Regions from separate parts of the Homo sapiens genome. Here all the other regions are linked to region 3. The links are chromatin contacts, found by Hi-C or POLR2A ChIA-PET in ENCODE. All regions are on one chromosome and are shown on one strand. The core of a region is the stretch at or near the end of the contact, and the rest is flanking DNA. Distances in the headings are between cores, read along the strand shown.

Evidence for each region. A loop is a pair of places that touch in the nucleus more often than their neighbours do. ChIA-PET counts read pairs that join two places held with the same protein, here RNA polymerase II (POLR2A). Pooled maps may share reads with other maps.
Region 1: a map with no recorded cell type shows a loop between it and region 3 (1.8-fold over the local background). The contact joins the enhancer-like site here to the promoter of LIPC in region 3. A Hi-C loop is called at or near these places in 12 of 168 maps with a recorded cell type or tissue (Caco-2, HCT116, HepG2 and 4 more), 2 of 37 single-sample maps with no recorded cell type and 18 of 50 pooled maps. POLR2A ChIA-PET finds 5 or more read pairs at or near these places in 4 of 52 experiments (A673, HepG2, PC-9 and 1 more).
Region 2: a loop to region 3 is called in a map of HepG2, with 4 times the contacts of the local background. The contact joins the enhancer-like site here to the promoter of LIPC in region 3. A Hi-C loop is called at or near these places in 4 of 168 maps with a recorded cell type or tissue (HepG2, K562, naive thymus-derived CD4-positive, alpha-beta T cell and 1 more), 2 of 37 single-sample maps with no recorded cell type and 13 of 50 pooled maps. POLR2A ChIA-PET finds 5 or more read pairs at or near these places in 1 of 52 experiments (GM10248).
Region 4: a loop to region 3 is called in a map of HepG2, with 4 times the contacts of the local background. The contact joins the enhancer-like site here to the promoter of LIPC in region 3. A Hi-C loop is called at or near these places in 14 of 168 maps with a recorded cell type or tissue (Caco-2, Calu3, HCT116 and 7 more), 2 of 37 single-sample maps with no recorded cell type and 23 of 50 pooled maps. POLR2A ChIA-PET finds 5 or more read pairs at or near these places in 2 of 52 experiments (OCI-LY7 and T-cell).
Region 5: a loop to region 3 is called in a map of dorsolateral prefrontal cortex, with 2.1 times the contacts of the local background. The contact joins the enhancer-like site here to the promoter of LIPC in region 3. A Hi-C loop is called at or near these places in 1 of 168 maps with a recorded cell type or tissue (dorsolateral prefrontal cortex), 2 of 37 single-sample maps with no recorded cell type and 4 of 50 pooled maps. POLR2A ChIA-PET finds 5 or more read pairs at or near these places in 3 of 52 experiments (B cell, OCI-LY7 and endothelial cell of umbilical vein).

The regions. Positions count from the first base shown.
Region 1 is chr15:58,285,300-58,287,999 of GRCh38, reverse strand. No RefSeq gene overlaps it. Among named protein-coding and RNA genes, the nearest start is that of LIPC, 150 kb to the left of the region's middle. Within about 2 kb of position 1,264, at least 2 of the 41 ENCODE cell types and tissues checked have a DNase peak (open chromatin) inside an H3K27ac peak, as active enhancers do.
Region 2 is chr15:58,228,286-58,230,985 of GRCh38, reverse strand. The region is part of intron 1 of LOC124903499 (a long non-coding RNA gene); the gene reads right to left. Among named protein-coding and RNA genes, the nearest start is that of AQP9, 91 kb to the right of the region's middle. Within about 2 kb of position 1,330, at least 3 of the 41 ENCODE cell types and tissues checked have a DNase peak (open chromatin) inside an H3K27ac peak, as active enhancers do.
Region 3 is chr15:58,430,590-58,433,289 of GRCh38, reverse strand. It overlaps LIPC (lipase C, hepatic type), which reads right to left and starts at 1,299. Exons shown (of 9, transcript NM_000236.3): 1 at 1,170-1,299. The coding sequence starts at 1,257.
Region 4 is chr15:58,268,932-58,271,631 of GRCh38, reverse strand. No RefSeq gene overlaps it. Among named protein-coding and RNA genes, the nearest start is that of AQP9, 130 kb to the right of the region's middle. RefSeq lists an enhancer at 1,308-1,602. Within about 2 kb of position 1,426, at least 5 of the 41 ENCODE cell types and tissues checked have a DNase peak (open chromatin) inside an H3K27ac peak, as active enhancers do; they include mammary epithelial cell, where a contact is called at or near this core.
Region 5 is chr15:58,584,459-58,587,158 of GRCh38, reverse strand. No RefSeq gene overlaps it. Among named protein-coding and RNA genes, the nearest start is that of LIPC-AS1, 87 kb to the right of the region's middle. RefSeq lists enhancers at 985-1,214, 1,255-1,304, 1,615-1,694. Within about 2 kb of position 1,363, at least 2 of the 41 ENCODE cell types and tissues checked have a DNase peak (open chromatin) inside an H3K27ac peak, as active enhancers do; they include OCI-LY7, where a contact is called at or near this core.

The sequences.
Region 1 (2,700 bases), core at 15-2,514, 150 kb after region 3:
ATGTACTTAGTTGTGGATCTTTCAAAATTTTTATTTTACTGGGCAAAAATAATTCTCTGTTTACATATAACTTTTATTTAGGAGACATTTTTTCTAGTATTTCATTTTATTTTTTAAAATTTTATTTTAAGTTCCAGGATACATGTGCAGGATCTAATATTTTAGATATGTCCCTTCTCTTCATTTTCTTAATTTCTCTGTAACACCTATTAATTGGATAATAGGCCTCCTAGACTGATAGATGCATCTCATCTTTTATGTCATATTTCTTATCCATTTGTGGTTTGGCTTCCTGTAATGAAAAACTCACTTGTACTTTTAACTTTAGGCCTATTATTAGAATTTTAATTTATCTTTCTAAAATTTCAAACCTTTTAGCAGGGCGTGGTGGCTCACACCTGTAATCCCAGCACTTTGGGAGGCCAAGGTGGGTGGACCGCTTGAGCCCAGAATTCAAGGCCAGCCTGGGCAACGTGGTGAAACCTCTTCTCTACAAAAAATACAAAAAATTAGCCAGGTCTGGTGGCGCATGCCTGTAGTCCCAGCTACTTAGAAGGCTGAGGTGGGAGGATCACCTGTGCCTGTGAGGTCAAGGCTGCGGTGAGCTGAGATTGTGCCACTGTACTCACAGCATGGGTGACAGAGTGAGACCCTGTCTCAAAATAAAAATAAAGTGAAGTAAAACTTCAAACCTTCTTGTTTTTTGACTGTTCCTAAAGGATGGTGTAACTTTTAAGTATGTATGTACATATAAAATATATGTTTACATTTTTCTGTAGATATTAGGTTTTATCTTGTGTTATTATTAGCTTTCTTACTTGCTTGTGATATCAGATAATTTCTCTTCCCTGAATTATCTCTGTTTCCCCAAACCAAGTTTTCTTTTAGCTTTATGTTAGTTTTCCATTTTTTATGGCGCTGGTTTTCACAGAGGCATTCCTGTTGAGTCTTCAAACTTTCTAATATGCTTCCATTACAATCCGTTTCTTCTCGATGAATCTGCTTTAGTTCTGAGCCAGGAAGAACTCTGATTATTTTTTCTCACATTTATCCCACCTCTTGTGGCAATTATGATAAGGGGGCAGATCTAAATAGTTTGAGAATGCCTGCAAGGCTGTTCTTAATGTTATTCTTAATGCCACCCTACAAAACCGTACATGTTCAGACCAGCTGGAAGAAAACCTAGCCTGAATTACTCAGAGATGTTTCAAAATACGATTCTATTATTTTCCATTGCTATGAGGAACTTACCTGAGCTAAGAAAACATTGCAGGAGAAGCCCACCGGAAATTGAACAGATAAGAATCAGTTCTATTCAAGTGCTGCCTCTAACACACTTTTACTCTCTAGTGTTTCGTGTGGGACAAACATGGTTCCCATAGTCTTACAACATTTGCATTCATTACTTAATAGGCAATGATCTAACAGGAGTGCCATTATTACTTCCTTTGGTAGGAAAATAGAAACTTAAATTCTAGCCCCAAAATTAGATTTATCGAGAAGAAAAGTTGTCGTGAACTTTGTATTCCTAATGAGAAAGCATAAGAAGATCTATTTTGATACCCATACATATATGATGTAAGTGGCTTAAAATTCAGTGGAAAAATATCAAAAGGCAATAATAGCACTCCTATTAGATCATTGCCAGATTCAAAAGGGAAATAAAATTTTATAAACCTGTTTTACATTCAAACCATCAGAAAGATGTACTGAAATCAGGTTTCATTTTGGAATTGCTTTTGTGGTGTCAACATGTCACATAATTTCTTCAGAAAACAGCAATTTGGTCTGAGAACACCTGCAAGTCTCTGGAACGCTCGCCCTAGTACACTACTATAAGTTTTTAAAATAAGTTTAGATGTTCTCACAGATTGTGACATATCTTTGTATTATGAGCAAACAGTATCTGTGTATTTAGAATCAGCATGAAAGGGAAATACATGGGCTCTTTGAACACACACCAGCAGCTGTTGAGGTCAGGGACCTACAGGGACTCTCAATCCAGTGCCTTGTAGGATTTCACTAGCTTTTACTTTAATGTTGGAGGAAGAGACTAAGACAGTAGAATAAAAGTTATTCTATTTTACTTACTTTAGCTTCCTGCCTGGGGACTCCCAAACAGTAAGTCTACTCATAAAGGAGTCACCTTTATCTCCATTTGCTGCCAAGGTCTCAAGTGACCAGGTTAAGTCACCCAAAGCCTCACAGCTAGGGAGTAGCACTGTAGGAATTCTAACATCTACGCCACACTGCACCTGGAGACATGGTGTATTTGGGTGTGGCCATGGGGCCTGGTCACTCGAGGGTAAATGTGATGGTAACTGGGCAAGGGGACCCTGAAGAGGCTTGAAGGAGATTTTGAGAACAATCCATTTTTCATTTTGTCCAAGCCCAGGCCTCATCTGGACTCCAGCTCGTTTGTCAGGGCTGCAGAGCTGTACTCCTCTCACGCAACTCCCTGGTTGATGCTTTCTTGGTGAATGATTAGATGAGGTGTATCGATGTTTCCCTGAACCGTGTTGCTTCTGCAATCATTAACATGACCCTTTATCTCCTCTCTTGTTACCCCATCTAAGCCAGTTGTGAAAGAGATAAAGTCCCAAGCACTACATCTCAATCCTAGGTCTTCATCAGCACATGTCAGCATTGATTTATTGCAAAGGCGCCCCGCTTTCCACCCTCTCTGGGAGCTAGGCCTGG
Region 2 (2,700 bases), core at 81-2,580, 200 kb after region 3:
TTCAGGGCAGAGGAAGTTGCCTGTGTTCCATCCCATCGCTCCTACTCTTTCAGCTCATCCGATTTGCTTCTGTGCTCTGCTATAGCTGGAGTTCCAGCTCCTTCTCTGCAGCCATTCCCTTTCTCTGGGGAGGAACCTTCCTCTCCCCTGCCTGGGGCTGGGCTGGAGCCTTCAGTGTGTGTTCAGGGCAGAGGAAGTTGCCCGTGTTCAATCCCATCGCTCCTAATGTTTTCAGCCCACCTGACTTGCTTCTGTGCTCTGCTATACCTGGAGTTCCCAAGACTGAAGCCTCTCTACCTTCCAGTTTCTGCAGAGAACAACTCTCTAGTCTCCTCACCAAGGGACTCACAGTCGGCCACTGGTGAAGGGAGTGGGGGCTGCTGGTTTCTACTCTTTAGCACAAGGACCTCAAGATAAATGCCACTCTCCTTTCATCTGGGTGCCTGGCCCCTCTGAGCTCAAGTCCCTGCCAGCTCGGTAGGCTCTCCTTGGAGAGTGGTGGTCTCCTTTCCACCTATCTGCTCTCCCACTTCCAGAATTCCATCAGGGTCTGCTTTCTACATCCCCTCCTGTTCTCTTCATCCTTCTGGATTTATAACTCCACCTCTCTACCCTCTCCCAGCCCACCAGCCAGCCCACTTTGACTTCATTTGAGTGGGTCTTTAATCAGACGAATTTTGCCAGGAATGCCCAGTTAAGTTTGAAAGTCCAGCCTTCTACTATTTAAAAAAGAATGTTATATGCCCCAACAAGGCCAATAAAATAATTTTCAATACCTGGCCATTCACTCAAACAGGAACAAGGTGAGCTGAAAAACTTTGAAGCTATTTGGAGGGGTTCTTGGGAGCTTTTGCTACTGAGGCCAGCATTTCTTCTCCATGCCCCTACGCTCTCTGACTGTTTGAGCTTCTCCTCTATTCTTGGGCATTTCTGATGTTGCTCCAAGTGCCTGTTCCTTTGCCTTAATGGCAATGCTTCCCTTCCCCTCTCATTATCTTTTCCTTTTTGATCCCAGGTGTAGGGTTACAGATTTGGCAAATAGGATGCCCAGTTAAATTTGAATTTCAGATAAACAACACATAACATGTTTAGTATAAGTAGGTCCTATGCAATATTTGGGACCCACTTATATTAAAAATATATTTTGTTTGTTGTTTACCTGACATTTAAACTTAACTGGGTGTCCTCTAGTTTATCTGGCAGCTCTATCCAAGTGGGCTTCCTTTTATTCCCTGCAAAACAAGATAGGTCTGAGTCAGGAGAGCCAGTCTGTATCACAAAAGGGCCTTGTCCTCACTGGATTTCTGTTCTTAAAGGGACCCACAGCTATTTACATAACACATGGCAGCCTAACACCCATGCAATTGTAAATTACAGTCTGCTTATTCATTGTCGAGTTAGGAACTCAACCATATTTCTCAGCTGTCTTCAGTTCTCCTGCTTCAGATTCAATAAATAAATGTCTTGTTCTAGCATTGTTTGTGCCATTGTGTCGCCTTGTTCCTTGTCTGTTCCCATTGCAGTCTTCAGCACTCGGAACTCCCGTGCTCCCCCCGCCCCCAACTCCGCCCCCCACCCCCCTCCCTGGTAGGCACCACGTGAGATCTCCCTGCCATCCCAGTGGGACATTGCTCCCATGGTCAGCATCTCCGTTTCATTCTTTGCAGGATTTGGAGGTAATTCTAACTAGATCTCTGTTTTTGAGAATGTTACCACATCCTGTGGCTTTCCTCCTCAATAGGCGTCGGCAGGTACCAGGTGTAGTATACCTGCAGGATTTGTTAGGACTCTGCCCGAGAACATGAACTTGACAAAGAACTCTTGCCCTGAAGAAAAGCTAAATTATGGTTGTACCAATTACATGAAAGAATACAGGAAATGAATATAATGGATATAAAGTGCTCAGGAAAGCAATGCACAAAATAACATTAACATTTTCATCTGGTCCCTGTGGAGTCATTCTTTGTAAGGTCATTCCTTGAAGAGTTTTCTTTTCAAGTTGTAAGCCTGTACGTCTTATTTCACCATGAAGAACTCTGCCTGCTACATTCCTGAGGCAATCCAAGGGGTCAGCTATTAACAGAGCTGGGCTAAATATATCCCTTCCAGGAGCCTCCAGCCTCTGTTCCAGAGTCACATCCTGTGTCAGCTGGAGCAGATTCTCTCCTGCTTCCCTGCCACCAGCAGCCTCATCAGAGGCCTCAAGGTGTCCAAAGAGGTTGGCATGATAAACTGAGGGACTTCCTTGAGGACCTGTCTGTTTACCTGAAACAGCTGGTCTACCTGCTCCCCGCTGCAACTTCACCAGCCTCTATACATTTGTGTATCTACTACACATCATACCTGCCTCCACCTAAAATACAAAGCACAATCTTAACCTCACAGCAAAGACTCACACCGAAGGAGGGTTTTTATACATGAGATTCGAGGGGTTCATCAGATAGGGGAGTATTTGGCTTTTTTCTATTGGGAAGAGATGAAGGTCTTAGAGCAGCAAGTCTGAAATGAAAGCCTATATTTTTCTTTTGGTCTGCTTGGGAGTAGGGGTGCCCCTGGGTGTGGGACTTTCAGTGCTAACACTGGGGCAGTGTTGGGTAAACTGGGACAGTCGGTCTCCCTCCATAGCCTTCACCACCACTATCCTTCCAATTCCCTTCACCGCTATTTCTTATACTGGCTGAGAGAAGGAGAGACTAAGAG
Region 3 (2,700 bases), core at 50-2,549:
TAAACAAACAAATACAACATTCCGGGGCAAAGGGCAGGAAAGGCCCTTTAGCAAAATCACTATGAACCAAGGGAATAAAGATTACCAGCAATTTTACCTGTATGGCTCTAAATTATTATGTAAGGGTCATTTTTGGATGTGGCTTTATAAATGAGATGATGTGTCAAAAATAATTAGTATAGTGCTTGGCACAGAAAATACTTAGTGAATGGCAATAATTAATACTGCTACTCAGTTATTAACTGGCCTATGAAGTAAAATAGTCAAATACAAAGGAACAGCCTTTTTCTTAAAGGGGAAAAAAGCTTCTGAAATTTTTAGGTACATCCCGTTAGGGAATTTCTAATTCTCAAAGTTGTCGGAGCTCTCTCCAAGGCTAGTCTTAGAGAAAAGAAAAATCTCAGACTCTACCTTAGCGTTACTAGCTCCTGACCAGTAACCAGTACCAAAACAAATTCCCAAACACCTGTCTAGTCTGGCCAAATTGTTCAATTAACTGATCCGTCATTTATTGGTCCACTGCTTAGCCTGGAAGCTGGGCTCCACTCTACTACCTTCCTGATAAGGCATTTGATCTGTCTTTCGCCATCAATCTAGTTTGTGAATTTACAAACAAAACAGGCAGGACGGCTGTTGGATTCTTCAGCCTCAGACTAAAATTTTGGCAGCAAAACAAAGTCTAGAAATTGTGCAATGATATCTCTACTTTAGACCTGACTGGAAATAGAACTCTCATAAATTCCCCTCTCTTCTGAGAGAGGCAGGCAATTAGACAACCCCAACCCGACAGAGCATTTCATTGCAAGCCTGGCTCCCCGGTTGCAAATTAGATGCCACATTAACTCTCAGGAAGATCTGAATCGCTTTCATATCATTTGCCGCTGAATAACTTTTAGCATGACTGTTTCCATATCAGATACGCAAGAGACTTCACTGCTAGCTGCAGGCACTCTTAGAAGACTTTTAATCCGAGGATGATTTTCTAAAATTTCATTTCTGTTTACAAACGGCTACGTGTCCCTGTGAACCTGTGAGGTCGTGTATAGAACCACCTGGCACGCTCTGAAGCAAGCTCTGTCCCATACAGTCAGAAACCCCTGGATTCTTTGTGACACACGTTTTAAAAAGAAAAGTTCATGCCCATCTCTGGAGAAAAGTCAGGCTCTTACCTGGTTTCAGGCTTTGTCCAAGGGCACTTGATTGGATAAAGATGCATAAAACCAACAGAATGGAGAAACACAGGGGACTTGTGTCCATTTCTCCGTTTCACCCGGGGTCCAGGCTTTCTTGGTAATTTCTGAAGCCAAAGAGACCACAATGCCTATTAGATACTTTGTTAGGGAAGACTGCCCATTAATAATTAACCTCTCAACATGTTATCCACTGTTCAGACCCTTTCTTTACTGCCCCCAACTGCAAATCTAATTATATCTATTTTAAAAAGGTCGATTTACAGAAGTGCTTCTTATCCTGACACATTTTGAGAATAAAATACCTTGTTATGTATTCTTACCTTTTGGGGCCAAGGTCAGAGTTCCAAATTAATCAACTTAAAGCTACTGTGTTGTGTTTGGAAATTCTGCCAAAGGTCGGGGTAGGTGGCTTCCACGTGGCTGCCTAAGCCTCCCTGTGACAGCGCTGCAAGGGGGATGCTGGCTCAGGAAAGTGGTGTTTCAAATTGCAGCCTAAGCCCAAAGAAAAAGAAAAGGGCCCTGCCACGCAGAGAGCCCCCAGAGGGTCCAAATTTCTGTTGGGTTCAGTGAAATTGGTGATGCTTGTGGTCAAAGTGTGGTGCAGAAAACCCTTCACCCCCGTGTCAAAAGGAGCTGACGAAGAAGCAAAGATGCCCTTGCCAAGTGACCCATTGAGAGGTGATCCTAGAGTAAACACACTTCTTCCCCCTCTGTGTTCATTAATGTTCCAGCTGTGTAGAGGACTGAAAAGTAAGGCCACTCAGCAAAATCAGGTAGGGAAAAGGCGACCATAGATGGCTTTTGTGATATTTTTGGACCTCTAGTTTTACTTTAACTTTCTTCATTTGTTCAACATTTATATATTTTGGTATGCCTACTAGGTGCCAAGCACTGTTGCAGGCACGTGGGGTATACAAGTCCTTATGTATCAGTGGAGGTTCTTACCTTCTGGAGTTGGATAACGGACAGTAGACATAATAAAGAAGAGATTTCTGGCCAGGAGCGGTGGCTCACTCCTGTAATCACAGCACTTTGGGAGGCGAGGAGGGCGGATCACGAGGTCAGGAGTTCGAGACCAGCCTGACCAACATGGTGAAACCCCATCTGTACTAAAAATACAAAAGTTAGCTGGGCGTGGAGGTGAGTGCCTGTAATCCCAGCTACTCAGGAAGCTGAGGCAGGAGAATCGCTTGAACCTGGGAGGCGGAGGTTGCAGTGAACTGAGATCGCGCCATTGTACTCCAGCCTGGGCGACACAGAGAGACTCCGTCTCAAAAAAAAAAAAAAAAAAATTAGGTAGACTGGTAGAATGTAATGGGAACCACTACAAGAAAAGCAGGGGGTTGGGGAGAAGGTAGGGATTTTAAGCAGAGTGGTTAGAGTGAATTGCATTGGGAAGTTAAACTTTCAGCAAAGGTTTGAAGGAAGTGAAGGAGTTGCCCCTGTGGACGTCTTGGGGAGGAGAGCTTCGGGCAGTCTGTGCAAAGGCCCTGAGGTAGGAGTATGC
Region 4 (2,700 bases), core at 177-2,676, 160 kb after region 3:
TCCTCCTTGAATAATAGTTTAGCTGGGTATTAAATTCTACACTGACTGGTCATTTTCCTAAGTACTACAAAAATATTATTTCATGTCTTCTGATCTTTGTGGCTCTTATTAAAATTTTTGCTCTTAGTTTAATTATTTGTAGGCAATCTGTCTCTTGTTGCTTTGAAGATTTTTTTTTTTTTTCTGGTCTGGAGTTTCCTATCAATGTTCCAGGTTTTTATCTTATTTGGGAGTCTGTGTTTCTTCCATCGGTGGAGTCATTTTCAGAAAATCTCTATCAATTCTGGAAAAATCTCTCCCATTAACTTTCCAAACATTGCCTTCCTAGTTCACTCTGTTTTGTCTTTCTGGAACTCCTATTATCTGCATTTCAATGCTTTTTATTCTTTTCTCTATGTATTTTATAGATATTTTTGTCTAACTTTCTGTGCTGAATTCTGTGCAGATTACTCAGTTCTTCTTGTCCACTATTTTCTCTACAGCTATGTTTAATCAGCTACTGAGCTCATTCTTTGAAGGCTTGTTTTTCATTTGTAAAAGTTTTATTTGGTTATTTTTCGAATCTGCCTGTTCTTGTCAAGTCTCTCCTTTTTCTACTAATTTACAAATTTTCTTTTAAGCGTATTTATAATCTTTTCTTTTGGATTGTTTTATTATCAGAAGTTACTTTAGTTCTAAGCCCATTCTAAATTCTTTATTCTAAGTACTTTAGTTCTAAGCCCATTTAGTTCTAAGCCTGGTTCTAAATTCATTATTGTATTTTACTGTATATTTGACAATACTTAAGGGTTGTTCCGTTGTGAGTTTTTAAATTTTGGATTGGATGTATATTCAGTATTTCGCTTTTTGGAGAATGCTATGCCACCTTGGTTGAGGAAGTAACCCTTCATAATGTTTTTGTGTTTACTCATGCTAGGTAATATAAATTTGTATCTTTAATAGCATAGGCCAGAGATTTTTGATGTCTCAGTGGTATCAGTCTGGGTCTAATCGGGAGACAGAAACCACACATAATAACTTAAATAAGTTAATTTACTATAAGGCATTATTAAGCTATGTTAACAGAGTAACTAAAATGATGTAAAGGGAATGCTACATTGAGACTCTAGGGCTGAGAGAGAATACCCAAGGAAGGGCACATTTGGATAGGATGGGGCCTTCTTGAGGCTGGGGTTCAAAACTCATTGGCAAAGATGTGGCTGCAGCTCACAGGAAGGAGAGGAGTTTACTGCGGCCCATCCGCAGTTGCTGGGCAAACAGGAAACACAAGGTGTAAAGTCTGGAGCATGGGAAGTCTGTGTCAGGAGGACCATGGAAAGGTGGTCACAGGACTGGCTGGAATGGTGAGGTCACCGAGGGACCGTGCAGAACACCACTGGATGTCCCCCTTCACCCACCCTGCTGACCAACCCTGCAGCAGGAGCAATAAAAAGCCAAACCCCTCACACAGAAACCAGGAAGAGAAGCCCTTTTCCTCCTGCAGTGTCCCTCCAGTGCCCTCTGCTGACAAGTATAGTATGATCCTTACTGTGAAGGAGAAAGGCTTACAGTGTTCAGACTGTGATCCCAGACCAGGTATTACAAGTTCAAAGCTGAGAGGCAATAAATTAATAAATGCCTCAATTTATCAATCCATCTGGATTGGTATATTTTCTTCTCCAGAATGTGAGCAAAGACACCCTTGATCTATTTGCCAGTAAATTGATTATTGTTAGTCCACCTTTCTCTGCAGGTGCCACCCTTTGAGAGTTCAGGTTTTAAGCAGCGGCCCTGTTCCCACTCCCTACCTCATGTGGACTCAAGGACTTCTTTCCTTTTCCCACGCGGGCATTAAAGCCGGCGCCCCTAGGAAACTGATGTCAATATCTTCTCATCCAATTTGGCAGCTGCTCATCACTTACTACTTTTCTTTTATGGTCTCTTTTCATTTTCATCACTTGGGAATTTCCCTTTCTTGGTTGTGAACGCAGCTGTGCATTAAAAACAAAGTGACACACATTATACCTAGCATTTCTAAGAGGTCTTAGAGGGAAGAGTTCAGTCTCCATTCCTCTGGCAGCTTAACAATACCTGTTCTTGTTCTCTCTTGCAAGTTTCTGGGCCAGATACCTTTTTTTTTCCTCTTTTTTTTTTTTTTTTTTTTTTTTTTTTCCAGAAAAGGTCTGGCTCTATCACCCAGGCTGGAGTGCAGTGGCACTATCTCAGCTCACTGCAACCTCTGCCTCCTGGGCTCAAGCAGTCCTCCCACCCCAGCCTCTTGAGTAGCTGGACTATAGGCATGCACCACCATGCCCAGATCATTTTTGTATTTTTTATGGAGACGGGGTTTTGCTATGTTGCCCAGGCTGTTATTGAACTTGTGAGTTCAAGCAATCACCTGCCTCAGCCTCCTAAAGTGCTGGAATTAGAGGAGTGAGCCGCCACGCCCAGCCTTGGGCCAGAAAACTTCTTGAGACATATGCTAGAAGATTTAAAATGTAAATAAAATAACCCTCACTGCGAGTTGCATTATTTTATTTTAGCATATCATCAGACCATGGCTGCTAGTTTAGGTGATTAATAGCTAGACTATCTCAAGCTTGGTGAAGTGGCTTGTACAGTGCTTGTCACCTGTAACTTTCATATGTGCATTTTTAAAACACTGCAGAGATGAATTTGTGGCAGCAAGAAGGGATTTTAATCTCCACCTGAGGGCTCTGC
Region 5 (2,700 bases), core at 114-2,613, 150 kb before region 3:
GGGTTTCATTGTATTCTTCTCTACTTTTATGTGTATTTGAATATTTCCATAATAAAAACTTTAAATAAAAAATGCGCTGCAAAAGAGTCTATAGAAATACACTACACAGTTAACGTGGTTATCTTAAGGGTGGGAGGACAGAAGAAGGGTTGAATAGAACTTCAGATACCTTCTGCCTCAAATGTTTTATAATGGGAAAACCACTGATACACACACACACACACACACACACACACACACACTCACTGCAGAGCCACCAATGCAAAGAGTTTCATATGTAGAAGGGAGTAGAAAATACTTACTTGATTTCCTAGATAAATGTTAGTTCCTAGGGAAATCTACAAAATAAATGTGTAAGTCGAGTGTTTCATATGTAAGGCTTGGCTGTTCCATATTAAGATTTTTTTTTTTTTTTTTTTTTTTGAGACAAAGTCTCACTCTTTTGTCCAAGCTGGAGTGCAGTGGTGTGATCTCAGCTCACTGCAACCTTCACCTCCTGGGTTCAACCGATTTTCCTGCCTCAGCCTCCCAAGTAGCTGGGACTACAGGCCTGCACCACCATGCCCGGCTAATTTTTGTATTTTTAGTAGAGACGGGGGTTTCACTATCTTGGCCAGGCTGGTCTTGAACTCCTGACCTTGTGATCCACCTGCCTGGGCCTTCCAAAGTGCTGGGATTACAGGCGTGAGACACTGTGCCCGGCCCCATATTAAGATCTTAAGGCTTGTTTTATAAAAAGGATTCCTGGGCATGTTGTATAATCAAAGGTGAAACTCCACAGCATAGCCACATGCCTCTGCACAGTCTCAGCGGCAGCAGGGAGGGCACAGCTAGTGGTCTGCCATGAATGATTTGCACTTATAGCTGGTTACCAAGCTCCATAACATGAAAAGACAGTGTCTTAAAGTACAATACCTAATTATAGCTCTCACATGGGGTCCAAGGGAGTTAATATGTAAAGGACATTTTCTGTTGCTGACTGCAATGGTAGGCTGCATTCATGGACACAGAATCTATAAAGAGGGAAATGATGGTCCATTAGCCGTGTGACCTTGTAAAAGCTAAGCTGTAGGTACCTCATCTGTGAAACAGGGATAATAGTTTTAGCCACCTCAGGGGACTATGATGTGGATTAAAGGAGAATGTATGTAAGGCACCTTGCATATGGTGAACACTCGAATGTCAACTGTTCTGGTTTTCATGTGAAAAACTGCTTACTGAACTGGAACATTTAGCTTGCGAGCAGGTGTCCCCTGATTTTAAGTATCTTCTCCTCTAACAGACATGTGGTTAGGGTCCTTGGTCTGTGGTTAATCTCATTACCCTTGCCAAGTTTAGGAATGGTCATGTCACCTAATTTTGGCCAGTGAGATAAGAGGGCTGTCTCCCGCATGATGTCTACTGTTCCTTCTCTGGATGTTACCATGCCTGAGTGAGCTGCCTGCAGTTGCAGTGGGCAACTTGGTAACAGCCTGAGGATGAAGCCAACATCAAGGATGGTGGAGCAGAGAGAAGGAAAAACACTGCATCTTCATAACATTACCAAGCAGCCCAGTCAGCTCTTCCTGAGGCCCCACTCTACCTTGGAACTTCCTTTTGTGTGAGATTTAAAAACAAAACAAAACCAACCAAACAAAAAACCCTCTTTATTTAAGCCAGTTTGAGTTAGCTTCCAAAGGCATCATGATTGATTGAACCTGCACCAGACAGGATTTGAGGTAGGGGTGGTAGCATGTATTCAGTGATGTTTATTAAGCACTTTAGAATGCAAAAATAAAGACATCAAGAAGTTCCGAGACATGAGGAACTGGGGGTTCTGGAATGATAGCAGCTTGAACTTTTTTCTACTTGCAGTTTAACCCATTTGCCTCTCCTGAGAAAAGCAGCTGCTGGGGCTTGCCGGGGGAAGATAAGGCCTGGGATGTGAATGAGGCTTCGGGCCACAGCAGAATCCTGTCAGAGAGCTGGGGCAAGATTGTCTTCCTGCCTGGGAACCATATCATAAGCCTAAGGAGGGGATCCGGGGCAAGGTCCTCGTGAATGTGTGGGTCTCCCTGCTTCTTGAAGAGCTGACCAGATGGGTTGAGTTGCCTTCACTGCTATGAAGGTGTCTGAGAGAGGTGAGGAGACTAGAAAGGGGGCAGAGAGGCTTCCTTCAAGTCCCTTGCCAGAGGACTGGCAACCCACATGCTGCTAAGCTTGAGCCTGGGAGGCTGATACTGCTGTTCCTTCTATCAGGCTGCGAATGCTGTCTCTTAAGGTACCTCAGTATCTGGAACAGAGCCCCAGTGATCAAACAAAGGAAAAGAAGATTCCTAATGGAGTCCAGTAGCCAGGGAGAATTACAAGCAGAACCCTCAGTACAGAAATAGCTGCTGACATAGATAACTTGAACCAAAGAATAAGAAAAGGAGACATAAGTGCAGCACAATAAAACTGATTCTCTGGAACCAAAAAAGGATGATTTTGAACCAGAGCTTTCAAGAGATAAATCGAAGGAGAAAGTGGTCACTGTTGATGTCTGAATTAGTGTCAGAGAAAGACATCTGAAAGCACAGAGCAAGATTACAAGGAGATAGTAAAAATCCAGAACGGAGGTGAAGGATGTAACAGAAGAGAGATGTGAGCGAAAATATTTAAAAGGTTTCTGAGATGAAGAGAGAGACTGGCCTCTCAGAGTTCTAGGAGCTGGGCGTGGTG